Regions from separate parts of the Homo sapiens genome. Here region 1 is linked to region 2. The links are chromatin loops, found by intact Hi-C in ENCODE. Cell type or tissue: PC-3. All regions are shown on one strand. Each heading gives the region's core, and the rest is flanking DNA. Links, peaks and the distances in the headings are about the cores only.

Region 1 (12,376 bases), core at 2,363-10,362, 96 kb before region 2:
GTAGACTGAAGATAGATCAATAGAAATTATCCAACCTGAGCAACTGAGAGAAAAGAATACTGAAAAAAACAAACAAACAAACAAACAAAAAAACATGAATAGAGTCTCAGGGACCTGTGTGATAATCACAAAATGTGTAATATTTATATCAGTGGAGTCTCGGAAAGAGAAGAGAAAATGAAGTGCATTTTCCAAAAAACGTTAGAAAATAAATGGCTGAAAAGTTTAAGTTTTGTGAAAGACATAAACTTGCATATTCCAGAAGCTAAGGAAACTCCAAACAGAAAAAGACAAACAAATAAACAACTCCCCCACCCACAAAAAACCCAAGCCCAGATACATAATAATGAAACTGCTGAAAACTAAAGACAAAGTATTAAAAACAGCCAAAGAAAAAAATAGCACATGACTTATGGGGAGCAATGTTTCAGCTGACTGTAGATCTGTCATAAGAAGCCATGAAGACAGAACAAAGTGGTGTGACGTTTTAAAAGTCACTATAAATTTCTCATGAAAAACTATGAAGCCAGAAAGAAGTGGCATGACATTTTTTAAGTGCTGAAAGCAAAGGAATATTAACCCACAACTCTATATTCAGGAAAATATGCATGACAAATGAAGGAGAAATAAAGATATTCTCAGAAGAAGGAAAACTAAGAGAATTCTTAACCAGCAGACCTCCTTGAGAAGAACTTCTAAACATTTCTTCTAAACAGACAGAAGGTAAGTGATACTAGAAGGAAATTTAGAATATCAGGAATGATGAAATAAGTACAGAAATGTTAGATATGCAGGCAGACATAGTAGACTACTTTTCTCTTTAGTTTTTTAAAATATATTGGATGATTGAAATAAAAAATTATAACATATTGGATTAGGTTTTCAAAATATATACATACAATGCTTTAGATAGCTACAACATTAATGGGAGAGGGTAAAGGATCTTTTTTTTTTTTTTTTTTTTCAAGACAGAGTCTTACTCTGTCACCCAGGGTGGAGAGAAGTGGCATGATCTCAGCTCACTGTAACCTCTGCCTCCCAGGTGCAAGCAATTCTCCTGCCTCAGCCTCCCAAGTGGCTGGGATTACAGGTGTCTGCCACCATGCTCAGCTAATTTTTATATTTTTAGTAGAGACAGGGTTTCACCATGTTAGCCAGGCTGGTCTTGAACTTCTGACCTCAAGTGATCCACTCGCCTCAGCCTCCCAAAGTGCTGGGACTACAGGCATGATCCCACCCTGGCTGGGCTGGCAAAGGATTCTTAATAGTGATAAGATTTCTCCATTCCACCTAAAGTGATAAAATATTGATCTCTAGTCAACTGTAAAAAAATCTATGTATGTTTATTGCATTCTCTAGAACAATCACCAAAAAAACTATACAAAGAGATATAGCCAAACATACAAAAAAAAAATCACAATGGAGTGCTAAAACACGTTTAAATAATCCCGAAGAAGGCAGAGAAGGGGAAGCAGAAGGAGGAAAACAGAGGAATAAAACAGAAAACAAATAATAAAATGTGGACCTAATTCCAAGTACATCAATAGTTATCTTAAATGCAAATGGTCTAAACATGCCAATTAGAAGACAGAGATTGTTAGCTTAAAAAACAAAAACTGTGACCCAACTATATGATGTCTGCAAGAAACTCATTTCAAATATAATAAGAAAATCAACAAGGTGGAGTTGGAGAAAAGGCATCAGAGTAAAACTGGAAATAGAAACAAAAGCTTGGAATATCATAGGGAAATATCACCTACCTTGTAAGTTTTTCCATATATCTGGGTTATAAAAATAAAAGCCCACTAGTACATTCATTAGAGAATTTTTTATATAAAACTGAAGACATCTTTCAAAAATCACTTCTATTTGTTTCCCTAAAACTTGATTGACCTTAGGCAAGTCATTTCTCCTTTCTGAACCTCCTTTCCTTCATCTATAAAGTGAGGGGGAGGGACTGTCCCCATTCACCCTACTCTTCTTCCAACATGATTAGACTTTATCTAAGGTTTCTTCCAGCTCTGTGATTTTTTCCTATGCTTCTATTTTCCAGCTAATTTTTTTTTCTGTTGTTTTCAAATCACTCTGTATTGGAGCCAAATAATCTTTCCATCATTCTATTTAACTTGCAAAGAAAGTATTACAGATAAAACAGGTGGGAACCTGACTCACTGTCACTCAATCAAAAGCTGTGGTCTGGAAATCTCTCAGACACACACATCTTGAAACAAAAGCAGAAACCAATATGGAAAAAAAAAAAGAACAAGTTCCAGCTGAACATCTTGCTTTATTTTCTCCTGCCATGTAGACACAGGCTTAGGCAACATATATAGCCAACTATTATTTACGTGTATTGAAAACATGGATACATTGCATTTAGAAAGTTACTTGTTACAAACAAAACCTAACAAATTGTTTAGACTTTAATAATGTGAGAAGAAACAGAATAAATTAAAAGCTAACCACATTTTTCTCAGCTTCCTGATGGGTGTCATCCGAACAGCTTGAACAATTGCAAAATATTAGTCAGGTAATTTCCAGGCATTCTGTTATTATCATTTTAACTTGAGAAAAGTTTATTGAACATTTACTGCACCATTCTAGCTCTAGACCCTTTGGAAGACATAACGATGTAAAATATATGGTCTCTATTTTCCAGATATTGCGAAAACTTCTTAGTGGACTTACTGTAAATTCCAGGAAGGCAGAAAATGTGGATGTTTTGCTTATCACCATTTAACCAGTGACTGGCATGGGTGCTATGTGGGTGTGGTCCAGATTAGTTACTGGAAGATATGAGAAATTTATTACAGAGCTAATCATATTTAGCTCCTTACTGAGAGGATGGATCTTCATACAAAAATGGAATTATATTTATATATTTTATATATATACACACATATTTATACATATACACATTGTTAGTTTGTTATATGTGTGCATATCAGAAACAACAAGCAGATTTTTTTAGTTTTTTTTTTAACTTATGTAGACCGCAAAACACAATAAGATTGATGAAAATTTTCAGGTTCATAGCTGGTTTTCTGAGAGTCCAGTTGAGTGGCACTTGTAAAACTCAAATTCCTACACCAGTCACCTGGGGCATCTTGCTAAAATGCAGATCCTAATTCAGTAGATCTGGGGCAGGGCCTGAGATTCACATTTCTTACAAACTTCTGTTGATCGTGGTCCATGGACCACATGTTGAGTATGAGGTGCCAGATGTAAGCTGTGTCCAAGTCCAAGTAAAAGGAGCTGCAGTGACTACAATGTACAGACCTGACAGGGTAATAAAAACAGAATTTTAAACTGGGATGACTATAGAGATTATTTTGGAGAATGAAATCCTTAGACATAAGAGATTAAAAGCACATTCTTCAGTCTCTACAAATAGCTGTGGTTTTGTTCCCACTGGGATTGGGCCTTGAGGCTCCTTTTTAAACCCTCCTTTTCCTTCCACAAATTGATTGTCTAATTTGGTTAAAAAATGAAGTTTAAGAGAAGCCACTGGTATATCTATGGATGGGAAGAAGGGCATTCCCAGCAAAGACAAGAAGCATGTTCTAGGCTGTTGCCTCTGTATGAATGAGTCTTGGGTCTTTGTTTAGCAGGGCTGAGTTACCTTTTTTCTTGGAATCTCTTGCCCAGATGGCCTATGTCTGGTTCCTTCAACAGAAGAAGGAAGAAGAGGAATTTGGGAAATGAGAACAAGTGCTCAGAGATTTCCAAAAAATTATTCCTGGAGGCCTGAATCAGGATTTTTTTTTTTTTAACTCATGCCAGCTGTTTGGTGGTTATGAGTGATTTGGGTCAGGCCAGTTTAATTTCCATCATGCCAGGCCCCGAGACTGAATTTCTGGTATCACCTGGACTCTCTGTCTTCCCTAACCTTAACTTGGAAAATGTCTGATTCTAACCATTCTAACAACACTGTGTAGTGTTATGTCCTAAATAACCCCTGAGAGACTATTTTGACCTGGTTCTGTCTTCATGAGACTAGCCCATGTGGATGAGAATGAATGTATTTGAGGAAGAGAGGATGGTCATTGAAAACCTAAATGAACTCATTTTCTAACTTGCCTGGAAGTCACCAGCATTTTTCATTTATTTGGAGATTGTTTTCAAGGGGACATTCTCACGCTAACCAAGTCTAAGGACACCTACAGAATCTGAACTTTCAATCTGCAGCATGTCCATCATCATCAGATGATGAACTGTGTGTGTTGGCACATTGTGGGAGGAGGTACATGGGCAGGAAACATTAATAACAGTTTGTGCTGTGAGCTCAAGAAAATCACTGGTCTGACATCATCGCTAAATATTGGAGGGTCTTAGGAGTCTCTAGATCCCTGGATCCCTCTTGGGAGTGAGGATCACGGACTTCCTCTTCAGTGAATGGAAATCTTACAACAAGTTCGCATCAACATCTTTGAGCCATTTCCTTCAGAGAAATCAACTGCTTTTCAGAGGACTTTCTCTCTGTGAATATTCTCTTTCTTCCCACGTCCCACTGCCTCCAACCCTTCAACTGAAAGAGAAAAAGCAAAGGCAGCAAGACAAGTGTGAATCTTGAAGGTACGTTGGATGGAAAGCACATACACAGGGAGCAAACACATATGCATCTGAGTTGCAGCTGTATCAGTAACCAGCTGTATGACCTTTGGCAAGTTGCTTAATGTCTCTTGTGTTTCCATTTGTGGTTATAAAATAAAAGAGTTGGACAAGAGGATTTCAACCTACTTTTTTCAGCCTTAAATATCTAGGAGTCTACAGCTTAGCTTCCTTCTTGAGCTCATAAACCCATCCATGAGATTCTTACTTATGAAACAAAAACTCATGAATGAGAATAGTGTCCTATGATCATACGACACTGGAATTCACTTTTAAAAAAAATCAAGATTACCTGGGTGACTCGAACGTCTATTAAATCCTCACTAAAGTCAAGAGGAGATCATCGCTCAGTACGATAATTTTAAACTAATCAACTCAGTAGTTTGTGGTTGGTAGTTGATCTCCAAGTCATTTCCATCCTCTAATAAATTATTCTCTTTTCCTTATCCTCATCTTCAGTTGAGATCACTATAGCTGACACTCTGGGGTGAATCTTCAGTCAGTTACCACCACCACCAATCCTGACTCCAGGCCAAGGGATTTTAACATAGAAACACAAAACCCATCCTTGAACAACAAAACATCAATTCTCACAGGAAGTAGCTCTTGCTTTGTTTTAATAAAAAACAGTCTTAGAGCACTTACACACACACACACACACACACGCAAACCACACGTGGAAAAAATGTGTCATTTGTACCTTTGCCTAGAGGAAAATGTTGAAACTGCACCTTGGTTAATAGAAATGGAATCACCATTGAGTCTCTAAGTGATTTTTCTCAGCAAGTGGGAGAGGCACAGAGTGGAGTACTCAGAGAGTCAGAAGAAATCCGATCTGAAGTGACTTGGCATTTTGGTGCACCCAGAACTGAAGTGCTGGGAGTCAGATTTCAGGAAATAGAGGGGAGGAATTTGAACTGCATGGAAGTGATTACAAGAGAGATAATGGACAATTACATCAGAACTAACTCAAACCTGCCAAGAGGCTCAGTCGCTCTTCATTAATAATGGTGATGCTGGCAACAAATGAAATAGATGAGTGAGAGGCCTTGACTGAGCATTGCTTCAGTTTGCATTCTGCCAACAAGTTTGCATGTGGCAAGCTGTAACTTTACTACTCAGAGTCATAAAAGAGCTGGGCACCATTCCCAGAACATTGCTAACTTTTCTTCTTTCTTCTGTGGTCCACATATTATAATTGTATGATTTTTTTCCCCAAAGCCATTTTCAACTCTGGAAATGGAGGGACAATGCAATGCACATGTTACTCAAGTTTAGACCTAGTTCTCTTCTGATGAGTTCTGCACTGACGTTTAGCTCCTGGCGGAATGGTGCTGGTTTAAAAGGTACATAGGATAACCTGCCTCAGTCACAGATGAAACGATACTAGCACTGCAACTGGATTGAAGCCCATTTAAACTTCACAAGGATTTGATTAGCTAAAGATGGCTTCGTAAGTCCTGGACCCCAACCCAGCCCCCTCTTACTCTTGGCGGGTGATCTTAGTAGGATGTTAGATATCAGCCAACTCAGCTTCCTTTCTGTTCACCCCCAAAGCTCTGGGGATTAACCTCATTTTCCCCTCCCTCCCTCCATCTCAGAGAAGAAAGTATCCCTTCTCTCCTCTAAGCCACACCCACCATGTCCTGAATCCCATCTCTTCCTTCTTGAGTCTGCAATGTGATCCATGCATGCACCTGTGTGAATTCACAAACAAAATTATGGGATCTCCTTCCATAGGTTTCTCCATTCCATACTCTCTGGCCCCCAAGTGCCCCTTTACCTAGTTCTTCAGGTCAGAAAGATGGTTATTATCTGAGTTGTAGCAGCCTGCATCTTGGACTCACTTTCCCAGCTCTGTGCTTAAAGCCACCTGCAGGGCAAAGCCATGAAGAAAGAAAGAAAGAAAAAAAGACACCTGGGAAATTCATTCCCTTGCAGGTCACTACTCCATGTTTCAACTTCCCTCCACAATTTGCCTGATTTGACCTAATTTTCAGAGTCCTCTCCCGCATCATTTCCTCTCTGACTGAGGCAGATGGTTATTATTTAACTTCTCCTCTGGGTCTCTGCTCCTGGCCTTCAAGCAAGACCGCCAGCTCTTTCTAAGACATCTTTGTCTCCACCTTGCCTCCTTAGCCACACCGCATCCTGCCCTCTTCTTCCTTTTCCTTTCCAAGCTCCTTGAAAATGTACTTTCTACATGAACTTAGACTTTGTTTCTGGCATAACAGGGCAAGTCCACCACAGTTGACCTCTCCCACTGATTATAACTAAAAACTCTGGGCAAAATACAGAAACCAGCTCCCCAGGGACCCTGAAAATTAAGCCAAAGCAGGCAGGCAGATTGGGGAAGGAGGTTGAAACTTGGAGAGGCGACCTGCAAAAGAATGAATTTCTCAAGTGCGTTTTTATCCTTTTCTCATGTCTTTTCCCTGAGGGCAGCCCCAGACACAGAGCTGGGAAGGATCAGCTGGGCTGAGTGCTGAAACTTAGATGATAGCCTCAACATTCTGGATGAAAGACCTGGGAAAAGGGGCCAGAAGTGTGGAGAGGAGAGAGTTAGTGAAGGGGATCCCATAATCCTGTTTATGAACCCACACAAGTGCATGCATGGATCAGACACAAACCAGCACAGCAGAGGCTGTGAGAGCTGCACTGATATTAAAATGCAGCCCACATCACAGATTAATTTCTAAGTGGCATGTGCATGGGACACACTCAAAGCAGCATACCAAAGGTTTTAAAAGCTAACCTGAGATTAGAACCACCACAGGAAGCAAAACAGAACTTTCAGTCTGAATCTGACCAGGTTGCCTGATATCAAACAAATAAAAAGTCAACATTTTCCATTTGTTTAATACAATAGCACAACACATAATATACAAAATGTCCAAGGTACAATCCAAAATTGCAGAAACATACATTGAACTGAAAAACTGTGACAAATTCTCAAAGGAAAAGAAGCAACATATGACACACTGAGATGTCCCAGGGGTTGAAATTCTGAAGGAGAGATTTGAAAACAGCTATTTTAACTACGATCCATGAGGCTAAGGTGAAAATACTTAAAAAAAAAAAAAAGACATTCTCTGTAGAGAAATAGAAACTATAAAATAAACCAATTGAAAATTGCAAAACTGAAAAATACAATATCTGAAACTTTAAAAGTCATTGGGTAAGTTCGACAACAGAGTAGAAGTGACAGAAAGAAAAGTCTATGAACTTGAAGATAGATCAATAAAAAATTATCCAGTCTAAAGAACAGAGAGGCTGGGCATGGTGGCTCATGCCTGTAATCCCAACACTTTGGGAAGCCGAGTTGGGCAGATCACCTGAGGTCAGGAGTTCGAGACCAGCCTGGCCAACATGGTGAAACTCCGTCTCTACTAAAAATACAAAAATTACCTGGGCGTGGTGGCGCATGCCTGTAATCCCAGCTACTCAGGAGGCTGAGGCAGGAGAATCGCTTGAACCTGGAAGGTAGAGGTTGCAGTGAGCCAGGATCATGCCATTGTACTCCAGCCTAGGCAACAGAGCGAGACTCTGTCTCAAAAAAAAAAAAAAAAAAAAAGGAAAAAAAATAAAGTAAAAATAGAAACTTAACGACCCATGGAACAATATCAAAAGGCCTAACATATATGTCATTGGAATTTCAGAAAGAAAATAAAACAGATTGGCATCAAAAACTTCCACTATTGGAGAAGGACATAAATTTGTAGACTAAAGCGGCTCCATGAATCCCAAAGATGATAAACAATAAACACAAAGAAAACCACACCAGACACACCATAATCAAACTGCTGAAAACCAAAGATTAAAACAAAAACATCTTGAAAGCTGCTAGAAAAAGATGACACATTACATACAGGGGAACAATGATTCTGCTGTGAATGTGTCAGCAGAAGCCTCAGCAGCTAGAAGACAGTGAATCGATGTCTTTAAAGTGATGAAAGACCAAGAATGAGGCAGGACTTTTATATCTGAGAGAAATTAGAGTGCAGGCTGCTTACTAAATGCGGGCTCTGGTCCAGAAAATGGCACAGAAATCTAGAGATTAGAACTGCAGTGAGGCTCAGAAACAAGAAAAGACCTGGTTAACAATCAAGGCTTAACCTGAATGTCAGATCTGAGACACACACACGAGTGCACACAAACACACACACACACACACACTACATGCAGGGTCCAAGTGACCGTCATGAAGCTGGAAGCAGAGGCCAAATGGCCACAGCTGAATGAGAGAGGTCCCCTGGGGCTGTCAGATTTGGCTAGCCATTGACTCTTTTCTGTACATGTCCAAAATGCCTCACCTTTGTCCACACAATTCTCTCTGCCTTCATCTCCAACTGTCTCAACTCAAGCGGACTAATTCCTACTAGTCCTGGATGACCTGGTTCACGTGCAGCCCCATTTAACCTGCAACAAAAACTTACTGGATACTAGCTATGTAGCAGGAGCTGAACTTCTCCATAAAGCCTTCCCAGATCTTCCTACTGAAAGCAATTTCTCTCTCTCTGAGTTTTCAGATTAACTCATTGTACTCGTTTCACGCTTCTTGTTAGAGTTGGCCATACACCTGTATACTCTATATTTTCTGAGGATAGAGGTTGTATGTTACTCATCTTTGTGTTACCAATGGGGTCTATCACTGTAACTTAAACGTACTCATTGCTAAGTATTTTTAATGAACCAAATGAAGGATAGCTTTTTTCCTTCTAATCCAATTAGAACACAACCCATCATTAAGTGTAGTATGAATTGCTTACATATTTTTTTAAAAAAAAAACCTGATAAAACAATTGTCTTTACTATAATTAGCAAATGATACAAAAATTAGAAGACAAAAAGAACATTGATATTTCTTAGAATTATTTTTTTCATAATTCTTTGGCATTTCCTATGCTCATAAGAATCAGAGAATATAGGCAGACATTGTATTCTCTCGACAGGCCTGGAAGAGAACTTAAAAATAAAAGATCAAGCTCTTATTTTACAAAGTAGAAAACTGAGAGGTTAAGAGGGTGCCCCAAATCTTATGCTAATTGAACTGGACTAAAGTCCAGGTCTTCCCAACTCTCCGTCTGAGGCTCAGGCTTCCTTTAATTCAGTACTACAAGGTCTAGATGTAATGAAAGAACAGAAGAACAGAGTCTGGTTGAGTGAGGCTGGATGGTTGGCTAGCATCACTGAAGAGGCTGGTCATCTCCTCCCCCAAGAATAGGGAGCTGCTGTGAAGGTCACCTCTGCGTTCAGCTAGCTCTTCCTGTGTGTCGATGGCTGAATACAACAGCCACTTCTGCGTCACCAGCTGGTTACCCATCACTTGAAGGACCAGAGACTTCAGAAGGAGCCAGTTATGAAACAAGGGGAAGAGCATAGTTGGAAATAAAAGCTATGCATCTGATTTCATTTCTGTCAAAAACCACGTTGAGGACACTGCAAAACCCCTCATTGCTTTCGGTGCCTCAGTGTCCCCATTTGTGAAAATGATGTTGACGATGCCTATGACTCTGGAAACAGAAATGGAATGCATGTCAACTGGCCACCAAGTCAAACAGATTTTCGATGCAAATAGAAACAAAAAGCTGGGGGAAGTATGAAGAGGTTTAAGTATAAAAGAAAAACAAGAATGAAAAAGATAATCCTTTTAAGAAGTTGATTTTTTTTTCTTAGTCATTCCCAAAGTAAGACGGCTAGGGTGATGCTGCCAATGCTTAACTCCAAAATAGATAAAAGGTTAAAAAAAAAAAAAGAAGGCAGCTCTATTGGGGGAAAAAGTCCTGAAATAACCCATCACTGATGTTCAAAAGTCACAAGGTCATCATTCATCTTTATAAAAAGAGACATGGAACAAAGACAAACAAGGCAAAGGGCTTACTTTTTACATAACACCAGGACAGGTAAAAGAAATCGCTATAATTCCTCAGGCCTTGAGCATGACAGAAAAATTTAAAGCTTTAGGAAATATCCTATGAAATGCTATATTTCTGGTTTCAACAAATGCTTGGAGACATCATGAAAGTCCTTTTGATATGGACAGAAAGTTTTGTTCATCATTTCTTTTAAATTCTTTAAAAATATATATATATATTTTCAAAATCCTACAGTCTAGTCTCTGTGTTGACCTAAGATCAGTCAGAGGCAAGCAAACCACAACTTCAGAAGCTTACATCTAATTGTATTATCCTAGACTTTAACATTTATTAACTTCAACCCAGAGCAATACATTACTCTAACAAGAGTTAACATTACCGATTCCACAAGCCCTCTGTTTGGCACTTCAATATAATTGCCTTTGTAGTGTTCTTTTGAATCTGCCTGTGCACACACACAGACACACATTCTTACAAACGTGGAGTGGAAGGAAAAATTTCTGTGTTCATCCAGTGAAAACTTGACACAGACATACCACAAATTGCAGAGATAAATGTATAAGAGATCAGGGTCATAGACCAGTCGATAGCAAGAATAAAATTTCTTCAAAAGCTCCTGTTTATCTAAAAATGTATGTAAATTTCAAGTTATATACCATCATATATATAGGTTTCTTTTAATATTAAAATAATATTTTCCCCCAAATATCCTAATAGGATGGCATCCTCCAGTGTAGAAAACCTAGAAAGAAAATCTACAACACTTCGTCTAGAATTCTGCTATTTTAAGGCAAAATTGTTTTGTTTTCTCTTTTGAATTATTCACATCTCCATGCCAGTTACACACTGCAGTTTGCATAAGTGTAATACTAAGAAATCTTACAATTTTTTATTAAAAGTCCCAGAAAAGTCCACATAAAATAGTTTAAATTATTTTGCCTATGCAACCAAGATTTTCTGGGATAATTCCAATTTCATTCTTTTCAATAAATATGAATTTCTATTTCATTTGTGGGGAATCGTCCAACACATACACTCACATAGTTGATTAAAGTCTATTGTAGAAAGCAGTTCCCTGCAGCATTATGTGTAATGATAAACAGCTGAAAACAAGTTAAATGCCCCTCAGTAGGGGAATAGTTTAAGAACTGTTGATACATTTATATAATGTAACACAAAGCAGAATCAGGTATATCTCTATGTACTGAAAAATATCAAGTTACTGAACAGATGTTTAGTATACTCTCATTTGTGTCACACTTATAAAAATTCTACCATATATTTTGTGTAGGGTTGGAAAGTTTCTGGCAAGATATACCAGAAACAAATAAACAAATTGCCTCTGGGGTTAGAGTGGAGGGCTAAGGAGAGATAGGGACTTTTACTTGACACTCATATTCTAATTCCCAGTGTGTCTGCCTCACCTTGATGAATTAAACTCTTTCCTTAATTCTTGCAATCCTCATTGCTTTCCACCCTGTTTGAGATCCCATATTGTCATAACTCATACAGTCCTGGCCATAAGATATGAGCTTTGATGAGACTGAAATGAGCTGTTTGGGGAAAAAAAAGTAAATGTCACAGAACTTCACTAGCTATGGGGTTGACTGCTGAGGGTTACAGCAGATAGGTCAACAGTAGCGTTAAGATGGATGAAGTATTCCAGCTACCCAAAATATCAAGAAAGTCCTAAAGAGCAGTGCACCTAGGAGCTGCCAGGTGGAATGACACAGGAAGTCAAGCATATGGGAGCATCGTCGTTTCAAGGAGTCCAACATGCTCCTCAGCTAGTTGCAGCATTACCCAATATCTATTTTCCCTTCTTCCCTGTAACAGAATCCAAATTTTGTTTGGGGCTACAAAGTGCCCAGGTAAAAACACTTCCTTAG
Region 2 (12,376 bases), core at 2,222-10,221:
GATGGCCCTCTTTATTCCTAATGCATACTAGCATATTAAAATTTCTAAGAACCACAAGGGAACTTGTTTGGCTTTGCTTAACACAGTGTCCACAAATTATTTTATCTGGGAAACTTTCTCCTGGTAATACGTTGCCATCTCTCAGAATTAGTGGAAAAACATACTTACTCACCAAATTACTTTAGACTGCTACACTTGACAATCTTTAAAAGACTGTTCTAACTCTCCTGGACACTATGGTTCACGTCTGTTATTCTCCTCTTCTCCCAAATGATTTGAATGCCTAGATTAAGCTAAATGACTCCATGTAGTCAATAGTTGCCTTGAAAAATTGCTTGAATCTGGGCAATTTATCTGCCCACCAGTCACATAGTTCATGGCATTTAACACACTCACACACCAGAGTACAGTAAGCTAAAGGTTTTAAAGACTGACTAATACTCCACCGTGATAGGACAGACGTTTGGAGTTTCAGCCAAATCTTGTAAATTTAGCAATGAATATCAGAGCAACTCCTTCTGTTACCCTAAATGTCAGGGACTCTTACATTTTCATGAAGAACACACAGGTCTTGGTTTTTAAAGGTCTTACATGAGCACTTTCATTGAAAATCATAAGGTTTGTCTACATTGAAAAGATGAGTGCTACCATTAGAGGCACGTGAAAAATTAACCTGGAAGTTCAAGGAGTGTTTTGATGTTCCTAGGTGTGGATTAGATCAAACTTCAGCACTCTAAGAGAGCTCCAATTAGCATATTTCAGGACCAGTATGACCACTTTCCCCCACAACCAATGTTTCAACATAATCAATTATATATTTTCATGCTCTATTATCTGAAATTGAGCTAAGTAAACTATGTTTACTTAGTAATTGAGCTAAGTAAACTATTTGATACCCCAAAAAGAATTTTGAGTGTAAAGATTAGTCTGTGTTTTGCCCCATATATTTTACTATACCACAACCTAATTACTTCCTCTTCTAGGTGGTTAACTTACTCCCTATTACAGAGCCTTACCCATCCAGTTCTTCCCTTGATTCTATTCTAGCATAAAGTCCATAAGACAATCTGTGGAAGGTACCTTCAGTTTTGAAATATCCATATGCCCATGTCTATGTGAGTGCTGATACTTTGAGCCAGTTCCAGTTTATTTGCTGAGTTTTATCCTCTTGCCCTTGTCTTGATTTCTGACTTTGCAGTGCTCCTGACAGCTCAACTGTTTTCAGATAAACTGCTTCCACGTTAACCTTGCCTTGCCTCACCTATATCTGGCGTCCAATCTTGAATCCAACTACAATTATAGCACAACACTATAAAAACAAGTCCATTTAAGTGTGCTTGGGCACAGAGAAATAACAAAGAATGTTGAGTAGCCACAAATAAACTATGCATGTGGCAGTTGGGTTGAGTCATTTTGCAACTAAACAGCCACATTTGAATAAGACTTATATGGAAGCCACTCAGGTATAGTTTCATAAGAACTATGGGCACCAGGGATTGTTCATCTCACTTCTCACATTTGAGAAACCTTCCCTGATTGCCTGAATCCAAAGGGACTTGCTTTCTGAAGTTATGTAGCTCCTATTGTGTGTACTAAGTGCCAGGCATTTACCATTGTCTGGCATTGCACTGTCTGATTGTCTCATTGGCTCTATTTTTACACAGGGATAGTCTTCCTAAATAGATGAGAACTGTGCCTAACTAATTTTTATATCTCCCACAATCTGTAGTTTATAGTAACAAGAAGATATTCTCAGAGATTTGAGCAGCTAGACAGTGTGATACGGGGTCATCAGAGGCATCTATTTGAGTGAATTGGAAAATGACCTGGAACCTAACTGTCGAGTGAGGATTGATGGGAGGGAAAGAAGAGATTGTGAGACAGAATGAAGAAGACAAACAAAGGAAGTTCAACTTGCTGCTCTGGTTTAGACTAAACACTACCATTTTCTTTGTTCCACGAGGTTTTCAGAATTCCCTTCTTTACTACATGATTACCAATGTTATTTCATAGGTGGCAGATTAGACAAGAGCCTCCTGAGCATTCCTAATGCCACCATAAAATAATTGCAGCAAAAGTCCCAGGAATTCAGATTTAGATTTATCCTTATAAGGTTATTTACCCCTCCGACAGCTCATAATAATACTCAACTAAAGTGAGAAGGAAGCTCTGTCCAGAAAAATTCCTTCCTCATTCTCCTAACTCAACATGAGCCTCAAAGGTCTTTGGGAAACTCAAAACTCATAAAGAGCACGGCATCCTACTTATAAGCGTTTTCAAGTCAAAGACACTCTTCTCATTATCACAACTAGCAACTATGATTCTTTGAAATGACTTATGCCTGGGAGTGATTAGTTTGTCCTCTTTACATATTCATGCCTTTATATTAATCTATTGTATGTGGCTATGCATTGACCAGCTCAAAAAATCATTTAAAAAAATATAAGTAGTGTTTTTTTAAATAATAATATTTGGTTAAACCCAATAAATGATTCAGCAAATTCTTTTTTTTTTTTTTTTTTTGAGATGGAACTTCACTCTTGTTGCCTAGGCTGGAGTGCAATGGCGTGATCTTGGCTCACTGCAACCTCCGCCTCCCGGGTTCAAGTGATTCTCCTGCCTCAACCTCCCAAATAGCTGGGATTACAGGCATCTGCCCCCACACCCGGCTAATTTTGTATTTTTAGTAGAGACGAGGTTTCCCCATGTTGGTCAGGCTGGTCTCAAACTCCCGACTTCAGGTGATCCTCCTGCCTCGGTCTTTCAAAGTGCTGGGATTACAGGCATGAGCCACCATGCCCAGCCAAAACTGTTTTCTTTTAAAGACATAAATATAGTAAAGGGATGTTTTCCTCCCAAAATAATTACAATAATGCCCAGGTATCTTGGTAAGCTAAAATAGTCCTAACCACTTGGGCCCACCCTCCACTTTGGGATCTGACTCCAGACTAATGAAGAACTCACCATCTTACTTTAGACTGACAGTTATAAATTGTCTGAGTGGCTGCAAACGTCCAACTCCTTAGAGGCTTGAATAATATCTTTTAGTCTGTAATTATAAGCAGGAGCAAATGAACGTCTATACACTATGATTTTGAGACAGATTCAAATAAAAAGAATTGGTAGCATTATGAACTCTACCTCAAAAATATATCAGATAGGTACAAGTAGATCAATGGGGAGACCCAGAAGATGTTGCAGTTTTCTGCAGTCAAACAAATTATAGAAATCAGGGCAGGAGGAAAAGAATACAGAGCATGCCAGGGTGGCAAGATCCATTTGTCTGTGTTAACGTATCTATCTGCTCCCTATGTTCTCATATTGACCTTGGTGCGATGAAGCCTGCAGTGAGGCAGAAGACCTACGCTGTTGTACGTATGGCTCTGCCTTATGTTTGCTGTGTGGCTTGGAAAATTTTACACCAACTCTCTGGGTTCCAGGTTCTTCTTCTGAAAAATGGAGACACAAGTGCTTTTCCTATTCACCCAGAGGGGTAGTTATGAGGATAAAATGTGATAATTTTGGAACTGGCTCAGTGTCTTAAAGAGCTCTCTGCCTGCTGTTGACAAGGGAAGTCTAGTGTAGACTTTCAGAAGGCTGCCTCCCTCTCTCCAAAGGTTGCAGTAGACAGTGGCCACTCCTCCATCCCATGAGCAGTAGCATCACTCAGCATTAGCGACTAACATTGTTTCTGGCGAGGTCCTTGCTGTTCCTCTATCTCCGTTTCCAATAAGATCTTTTTCAGATTACTTTGGAACTTCCCAAGACGGCCTTCATCCAAAATGCAATGTTCAGTTCCTTTTTTGATCCGTATCCAGGAGCCCTAGACTAGACCAGTTCTCCTAAAACTCATTGAGCTTCAGATAGAGCCTCAGGTTTCAGCTTGCCTGGAAAAGATTTAAGACAAGGAGTTACGTGAAGATTTTGTAAACTATGAAATTCTACTCTGTTGTAAAGTAGCCCTTTGTGATTTTACAGTAATGGAGCACTCACTGAACCTTCAGAGGCAACTCATTCCATCTTTGGATAGCTCTGATGGTTGAGCTGGAATCCAGGTCCCTGTCACTTTTTGCCATTGTGGTCCAAGTGCTACTCACAGTTCCATACGGAAGTCCAATCACCCAGGACACTTTTTCTTTTCTGTCCCCCCTAAAAAGTCTCTTTTTCCCTGTTGTTTCTCATGGATATAGTATCTAATTCCTTATTGCCCTGTTTTCTTCTCCCTGAACACCTCCAGTTTTTCTGGCTTGAGGGTAATAACTAATAATAATGGTTATTACTAATATTCCACTAATAATCTGCCAGTTCCTCCACAAGAATATTATGATTTTGTGAGATTCTTAATGAAGCTTCAAATATAGACGGAAAACAAAGGTCAAAAATCTAGCTTATTTCCTTATCTATAAGCCTGGTTATATTGTCGATGAAAGAAATGAGTTGTGTTTGACATGATTTGTTCTTAGTGAACCAGTGCTAGCTCCTAGTGATCATTGCTGCTTCTCTTAAATAATCCATTCTAGCATCTTGGCCAGAATTCACTTTCACTTCCTTTCTGGAAATCAGAATGACACCCCAGTTTTTGAACCTTCCTTGTTCTCTGTAACTCTTTACAGATTCATAACAATGACTCAGCAATCTCTTTAACAACATTTCTCATTTTCGTCTTTTGATAAGAGATGAACCATTTGGATCCCAGAAATGAATGCAAGCTAACTTTGTGTGTCTGATGTGGATACTTCTTTCTGTGTAAACCTGAAAGAAGGTTATTTCTGAGGACTGAGAATTCTGTTTAGAGAGAGGGTGGGCTGAGACAACAGACTTCACTATCTTGAAACACCAACATCCACAACCCTCTTTATGCATAGTCCAAAAGAACATGAATTGTTTCCTAGCAGACAAGGTTCAGAGCGTGTACAGAAGAGAAAAAATCATTAGTAGGATCAGGCGGGACAGGCAGATAAATGAGGAATGAAAAGGATGACAATCGGAACCTGTGTTTTAATCCTTCCCAGGGTGCATCACTCCTAGAAAAGAGAGAGGACTTTATTAGTCTACATCTTTCTCCACTTAGGTTTGGCATGACCAGCAGCATCTCTCCTAGGAGGGAAACTACAAGTGTCTGCTGGTCTGGATTAAGATACAATAACAGGGGAAGCATATGGTCATTCACATGGTGCTTGTTCCCACACTGCGCCAAGGTTAACAAATTAATGAAAAGGAAGCACGCGACATAAATGTTGAGCCTTATTAAACATGAGATCATCACTCCCAGCTATCTTTATCTTACAAGAATCTAAATTAAAGCAATGCAACCCCTCTTCCATGCATACACAGTGAAAATCATTCTTACAATAGCAAATCATATTTTTGAGGACAAACAACAGCAGTTTTAAACTCTAAAATTGTAAGGAAAGAGTCTGTTCTAAAAGAGTTTTATTGAGATGATATGGGAAGAAGCAGTGTTATTTATTTAAGTACAGCATTGCATTTTCCTTTGTCCTTTCAACAGGTTAGTAATTACAGGAGTAGTGATTAGCCTTGACAGAGGGTACACAAAACGATAAATGGATACTGTGTGCATGGGGGGGCTCTCTGGTGCCAAGCTTATTATTTTCAGTCAGAGCTAATTATCCTTATTATACTGCATGACTCTTTTCTCGTGAATTATGAGTGGAAAAGTGCTGAATAGAGTTTTTTTCCAAAGTGCCCTGAACTGTGGAGGGAAATGAAAATTACAAACAATGAAAAGCTTGTTAGACAATGAGAGCGATCATCTATAAAGGGATTCTGAAGGAACTTCCCTTTTCCTGCGCTATAGAAATGTAAAGTGCTTATCAGAAAATGATCAGGGTTTTGTTTTTGTTTTGTTTTTGCGTTTAGTTTTTTTTTTTTTTTTTTTTTGCCACACGGATGATGGGAGGAAAAGAGTTAGACTCAGCTCAGCCTGGGGCAGTAGCAAAGCAGCAGGAAGAAAGATGGAAAGTCTTACTTAAATCTTTGTACAGGATCAGTAAATTATGGAGGGTGGGGGGCAGATGGAGGGTGGAGGGCAGGGGGAAATTGTGTTTAGACACAGGGGCAGAAGGAATTTGTGGTTGCTGATTCATGCAATTAGATCCCCACGGCCAGACCCTTCAGTGTAAGGAAAGATAGGATCCTGCCTGGCCCAAATGCCACCTGAGAACCGACCTGAGAAGAGACACTTCAGTTTGAAATCCAGTTACCACTCAATCCTTTATCTGTCTCTTTTTTCCCTTCTCTATTGCCCCCCTCCCATTATAGTGATGCATATGAACAAAATTCCACAGATGGTGCATGCTTTTATGAGCTCAGTCCTGAAATTTGGTTCGAAATTTCCCCAGTGTCCTCTGTGCTTCTCTCTTTGCAACAGATGCACTTAAATGTTAGCAATTTATTTGCGGCCTGTGCTCCAGCCAGAGCTGGAGAGACAGGGCTGTTGTACAAAGAGTAGCACAGCCACTAACACAGCACGAGGTTCCCTGACCGCAACTGCTGGGGCTGCGGGAGGAGGCCTCTGTTTCTGTGGGCACAGCCAGTCAGTCACAGGAAAACCAAACTTTATCTTCCCCTCCTTCCAGCTCAAGTCTGGTCCCTGAATAAGACGTTAAATCCAGCGATTGCCGAAGAAGGGCTTTCCTTTCTTTAGCCTATCATGCCTAGTATTCTCCACACGCCAGCATCTCATTCTCAATTTTTACCAGTTAGCCGGCTTCTGGGATTCGGAAGGCTGGAATATAGAATTTCATGAGAGTTCAGGAACAGGCAGATTCTTTTTAAGGACACCAGGGCTCTGTAAGGTGACACCCTCTAAGAATACAGCCTTGGTTCCAGGGTAACGAGTGAGTCAACCCTTTTATTTAGTATGTCAACAGTGAAATGCTCATTTAGTTGGACTAAAATATTCTTGAACAGAAAGTTATGGGCTCCCTGTGTGGGTTTGGAAATGTCAGCCCAGATAAGCAGGCAATTAATGAGAGTGCAATTGTTATCTTCCTCTAACGCAAGCATCACCGATGAGATTAAGAGGTGACATGTGATTGCCCAAATAGGGGCGTGCACTAGTAAAACATAATTAAGGAAGGAAGTACATCCTGGAGAAGCAACTTGAGTTGCTTAGTGAGGATGACATCTTCTTTATGCTTGTAATATCGTTACATAGGTGAGATCACCACAGGCCAAATTGCCCAGATCCTATCCACAATCCAATGGTATTAGGAAACTTGTTATTTTAACCTGTGATTCACACTTTTTCATCCTCAATACAGGCTAATCTTGTCACTCTTCTTAATAGTTTTTGTTCCTTTTCCACAAGATTCTTTTCATTAAGATGAAGAGATTCCAATGTCCCTAAGTCTGAGTGTTTTTATTATCGTTATTTCTTGCTAATTAGTTAAATTTGAAGTTCCTTAAACCATTGCACCAGAGTATGACAAACAGCCTTTCAGCAAGGGACTAAGCTGGTACCCAGTTTCTACACACATACCAACGGGGTCATGATGTCCACCCAGCATATTTGGATCAATCATTCTGGTGAAAATTACTTCCCAGCTAATTTCATGGACTATTTTTGATGTGATCATTCACCTTTTTCTTTTGGAGGGGGTGGAGAGGAGGGAGCGGAACTGTAGTCTAGAGAGTGGGGAGCAGCGTAGTCTCTGCTGTCTGACCACCAGCGCTGCAATTTTGATCCATGTTTCCCATATGACCTAAGCAAGTTACTTACAGCTTCTTATCTACTATTCCCTTATCTACAAAGTGGGCAGTAACATGATTTATTTCAAAGGGGTTAGATTTGAAAATTTATAAGAAGCTTAGCACAGTTCCTGGCATTCAGTAAACACTCAACAAATTTTATTGTGGTTATTTTTATTATTTTATCGGCATCATGGTCATTTAAAATAAGGTGGCATGCATTTATATAATAATGCTAATGTTATACTCCCATATTGTAAAAAAGACAATAATGCACTCAGGTATAGTCATCATCATTTGCAAAATGTTAGGTAGAGAGGATCCTGATGAAATAAGCTTCAAACAAAGAATGATTTTTTTAAAAAACCCAGATCTGATTCTGATCATATCACTGATCTGCTTAAACCCTTCAATGGGTTAAGCACTGCTCATAGGATAAAGCCCAAATTTCAAAACACGACTTTGCAAGGCCCTTTGTGACCATGTCTTGCTCACCTTTCTTACCTCAAAACAGATCGCTAAGCATGGGCTTTCATCTGCCTAGAGTATTCCTCCCTCCTCTCTACCCATAACTAATGTCTACACATCCTTCAGGATCTGACTTCCATGCAACTTCTCCCTTGAAATCTTCCCAGTTTCTGCACACCTGAGTTGGCTGTCCCTCTGGCCTGATACTATAGCATCGTGTGTTAGTTTTGTTGTTATTGTTGTTGTTGTTTTTCTGTCAAAGAATGCTTTGGAATTGCCATTGTTCTTGTCCCTCGCTAGCCCAAGAGACCCTTGAGGATAGGGATGGTGAGTGCCGAGTTCACCACAGTTGCACAGTGCTTGTACGTATGGGTGATTCATTTACATAACAAATTTTAGTGAGTCTCTACATATGCATTGCTCAATCCTCCATCCTTCCTCAAGTGAGCTGCACAGCTCAAATGGATTCACAATTTAAAATTAGACTTAGCCTCATGCAAATACATAGCTCAGTACTCATTCCGGCTTGTTCTATTACTGTATGTGAGTGGGAAATTCTAGGTGGAGGTCGAGGTTCAGGACATTTGCCAATAACTTCACCAAGTCAGCCTTTACTTTCACCACAAAATGTCTTTGTAGCGGGGAGCTAATGAAAGGCAACCTGCTGAAGGTGGGTAGGAGACTTCCATGCTGCACTGGCATAGCAAGCACGCTGCTTATTCATTCATTTGGGATGGTTTGGAAGGAGAACAAAGCCCCTCCCACCAAGCTACCATGATGCTTCCCATCAGGCAATGCTGCCGCCAACGCCCTTCTCATTTCCCAATTAAATGTGGAAAGCCAGCTTCCTGGAAATTCCAAAACACAGGGACAAAGAAACTAGATGTCTGTCCATATTTTGCAAGGCAATCCTGGCAGATGGAGCAGCTCCTCGATAAACTTTTACACCTGAAATTCAGATTTTCTGATGAAGGGTATAAGGCTTTGTGTTATTTGTTGACAGTTATGAGCCACAATCATATTTAAATCTCCCTGCAAACTGTATCTGTTATGCCAAAATAGCTCTGGTTAGGTTTACAGCCTGGGTAGAAGAGTAGCTCCTGACGTTATTAGATGTGTAAACCACTGAAATGTAGTGCTTAGGGACTTATGTGCATGGAAATACACAGGTTTTGTTAAGTATATTCCTCAGCTCTAAAAAGGAGAGGGACCAATTTTGTTTGTGCTGTTAGCATATTGTTTGCTTGGCTAAAGTCAGGTTGCCATCAACTGAGGGGATAAGGCATGAGTCAATGGCTAAGAAAACTTAAAAAGGCTTAGATATGGCTGCTTTTAGCTTTCTGAATGGCTGGTGCCCAGCTAAAATAACAGATGCATTAATACTTCCCCAGTGTTACACAAATGCTAAAGGCAGTGGAAAGCTGACCTTCTCATGCTTCTTAACAGTTTTAGTCCAATTATGACCCTACGATGCAAATGCTAAGGCCTGCTAGTGGCTTCTTACTATAATTATTTTGCTATTGTCGTCAAAGCTGTCACAAAATCAGTGAATGAAAGCAGGTGCTCTTTTTCTAAGAATGTGAGCAATCTGCTTATTTCTCCAATAGGCCAGATTAATTATATTAGCTTGATGCAAACATAATTGTAGTTTTTGCCACTACTCTTAATTGCAACAACTGCAATAACTTTTGCACCAACCTAATATTAGTGTGTCAACACAATCATGCTAAGGACATGAATAAAATGCATGCATATGGAGAAAATGTATTTATCTACAGAACTGTAGACTTCTGCCCTAGGGAAAAAATGGTCCGATGTCCATGTTTTAAATTTTTTTATCTCCAATCTGTCAACGGCAATGATTACATCATTACAGTGAAAATGCTGTTCACTTTCAGACTTAGGCAAGACAGGGAGCCATACACATCCCAAAATACCTCCATCAGGGAGCACCCTTCAGAAAACACCCCTTGTTTTGCTCTGTTTTAATTGAGCAATAGCCTTTTACATGAAGTTCTAGATTTTTTTTTTTTCAGATTTTGCATTAAATAAAATAAATCGACCTGAGATTTTCAGTTTTATCTTGGCATTTTTTCCCCAGTGATTTTTTTTTTTTTTGGAGATGGAGTCTGGCTCTGTTGCCCAGGTTGGAGTGCAGTGGTGTGATTTCGGCTCACTGCAAGCTCTGCCTCCCAGGTTCACACCAGTCTCCTGCCTCAGCCTCCCTAGTATCTGGAACTACAGGCACCTGCCACCACGCCCAGCTAATTTTTTGTATTTTTAGTAGAGACGGGGTTTCGCCATGTTAGCCAGAATGGTCTCAATCTCCTGACCTCGTGATCCGCCCACCTGGATGACAGCCTCAGTTATTTATGGCTGTTGACCTAGGTATGTGTGATGTGGGGATGGAAGATTGTTTGGCTTCTCTGTATGTATTGCACTAAAACCATAATGAATAAACTATAAGTTAAATTAGAAACATTTTAAACTCTAATTAATTAAAAAATTAATTCACAAAAATCAAATTACCTTCCCAAAGTGTATTTTTTAAGAGAATGGGTAAAATGCTGACTATTACAAGATAATAGTAATGGAAAAAACTGATTAAGTAACTGAGATACTGCCGGTCTTATAATAATATTAACATATGCATATCATAAGCACTAAGTAAAATAATCTTATAGTCTCTCCTCACCACAGAAAATCAGCTGAGTCCCTGAGGGAAAGGTTATTATAACTTCCTCCCCCACCTGGTACATCCTTGGACATTAGCCTGGAAGGCATCTCTAAAGGTACTTAGCACTAATTAGCACTTTCTATAAAGATCTTCATTTGTGGAATTACTTATAGGGGAGTCAGGCATCTCTTAAAACGGGTGCTGAATATTCTTTAGTGGCTCATAGAGAAATTTTGGCTGCCTTTTTCAAGTGAGTTTCATAAAAAACAAATTTTTAAAAAAAAGTAGAGACATTTACAAAACTTTTTAGAAATACATGCACATTCTAGAAAATTCATTGTGTACACTTATTAATAGCACCGTGGCGAAGGAACTGGACTGAGATCCAAGAGACCGATGCTCTGGTCCTTATTCAACAGGGGGCCAATCGTAGGACCTGGGCCCAATCTCAATTCTTTAAGCCTCACTTTCTTTACCTGGAAAATGGGGATGACATCTTCCTTCTCTCACTGAGTCCTTGTAAGGATAAAATGAGACAACTGACAGGAAACACTTTGAAAAGCTGAAATCGCTAAGTAAATGAAATATCTTATTATAGAAATTATCCAAATTCTAAAATGTCTAAGCTCATTGAAAAATAGATATTTGATTATTTGTAAAAATACTATGCCTGGAAATATCAGGCAATAAGTTCCTTGGTTGTACCCATTCTCTTTTTAAAATATAGTTTCTCTATTTGCCCATTTTTTGATGGTTGGGCATTTTTCCAGTTCCTCCATGACCTCTGGAAGAAAATTGTTTAGTGCTTCTGGGGTTAACTTTAATCAATTTCTTAACTTTGTGGGATATAATCAGATAGGTCTAAAAATTTAAATACAATCTTTTTCTGGAAATTCAACTTAATGGGACACTTTCTAATCCTAGAATGATTTTCTAGTCTTAACTTTTCTTTCTTTTTAGTTTTATTTTTCTTTCAAAATACCTAAGCAATTCATGATTATTTTAGAAAATTTGAAAAACAGAGAAAACAGAGGAAAAAAAATTTCCATAATCTCATTGTTTTTTAGAAGTTACCTAAATCAAGAAGTAAAAGACCCCTCTTCATGCATCGGTCCCAATCCCCAGAGACAATCACTGTTTTTCCCAGGAGAGTACGTATCCTTTTTCACTTACGCAAACCTGCCATCAACAGAACACCCATATATGACAATAATTAAATCCCACTGCTTGATAGTCTTCCAACTTTCCATCATATAAAAACCATAGCTTTACACGTTTTTTCAATTTTGTCCATCTGAAGCTATATTTCAGTTCACAGCTTATTAACTTGATTTACAATTTTTATATATTTCGACAGATGGTAAGTGGCCTCAATTTGTACTCTGGCCCCAGGCTCCACAAATGTTCCAGGCAGAGCCGCAGCAGTGAGCCTGCTCCAGCGGGTGCTCCCTGGGTCCCAGCCTCTGTTGGGCCCCACAGAACCCCTGAGTCATCTTGGCCCTAGCCCCCAGGCTCTTT

What was found. Hi-C counts contacts between places; a loop is a spot of excess contacts. Peaks named below come from ENCODE experiments on the same cell type or tissue, not always from the same donor. Only the 100,000 strongest peaks of a DNase experiment are listed, where the experiment ranks them.
Region 1: a loop joins it to region 2, with 2.7 times the contacts of the local background. A loop is called at or near these places in 8 of 110 quality-filtered maps.

The regions. Positions count from the first base shown.
Region 1 is chr6:16,940,865-16,953,240 of GRCh38, reverse strand. LOC107986573 (a long non-coding RNA gene) reads left to right here. Exons shown (of 4, transcript XR_001744006.2): 3 at 1-723; 4 at 3,649-4,726. Among named protein-coding and RNA genes, the nearest start is that of STMND1, 150 kb to the left of the region's middle. In PC-3, for the core only: no CTCF peak of the experiment used is centred there; a DNase peak (open chromatin) is centred at 5,580; H3K4me3 peaks cover 463 bases; H3K27ac peaks cover 1,978 bases.
Region 2 is chr6:16,844,225-16,856,600 of GRCh38, reverse strand. No RefSeq gene overlaps it. Among named protein-coding and RNA genes, the nearest start is that of ATXN1, 89 kb to the right of the region's middle. In PC-3, for the core only: no CTCF peak of the experiment used is centred there; DNase peaks (open chromatin) are centred at 6,830 and 7,150; H3K4me3 peaks cover 1,743 bases; H3K27ac peaks cover 2,522 bases.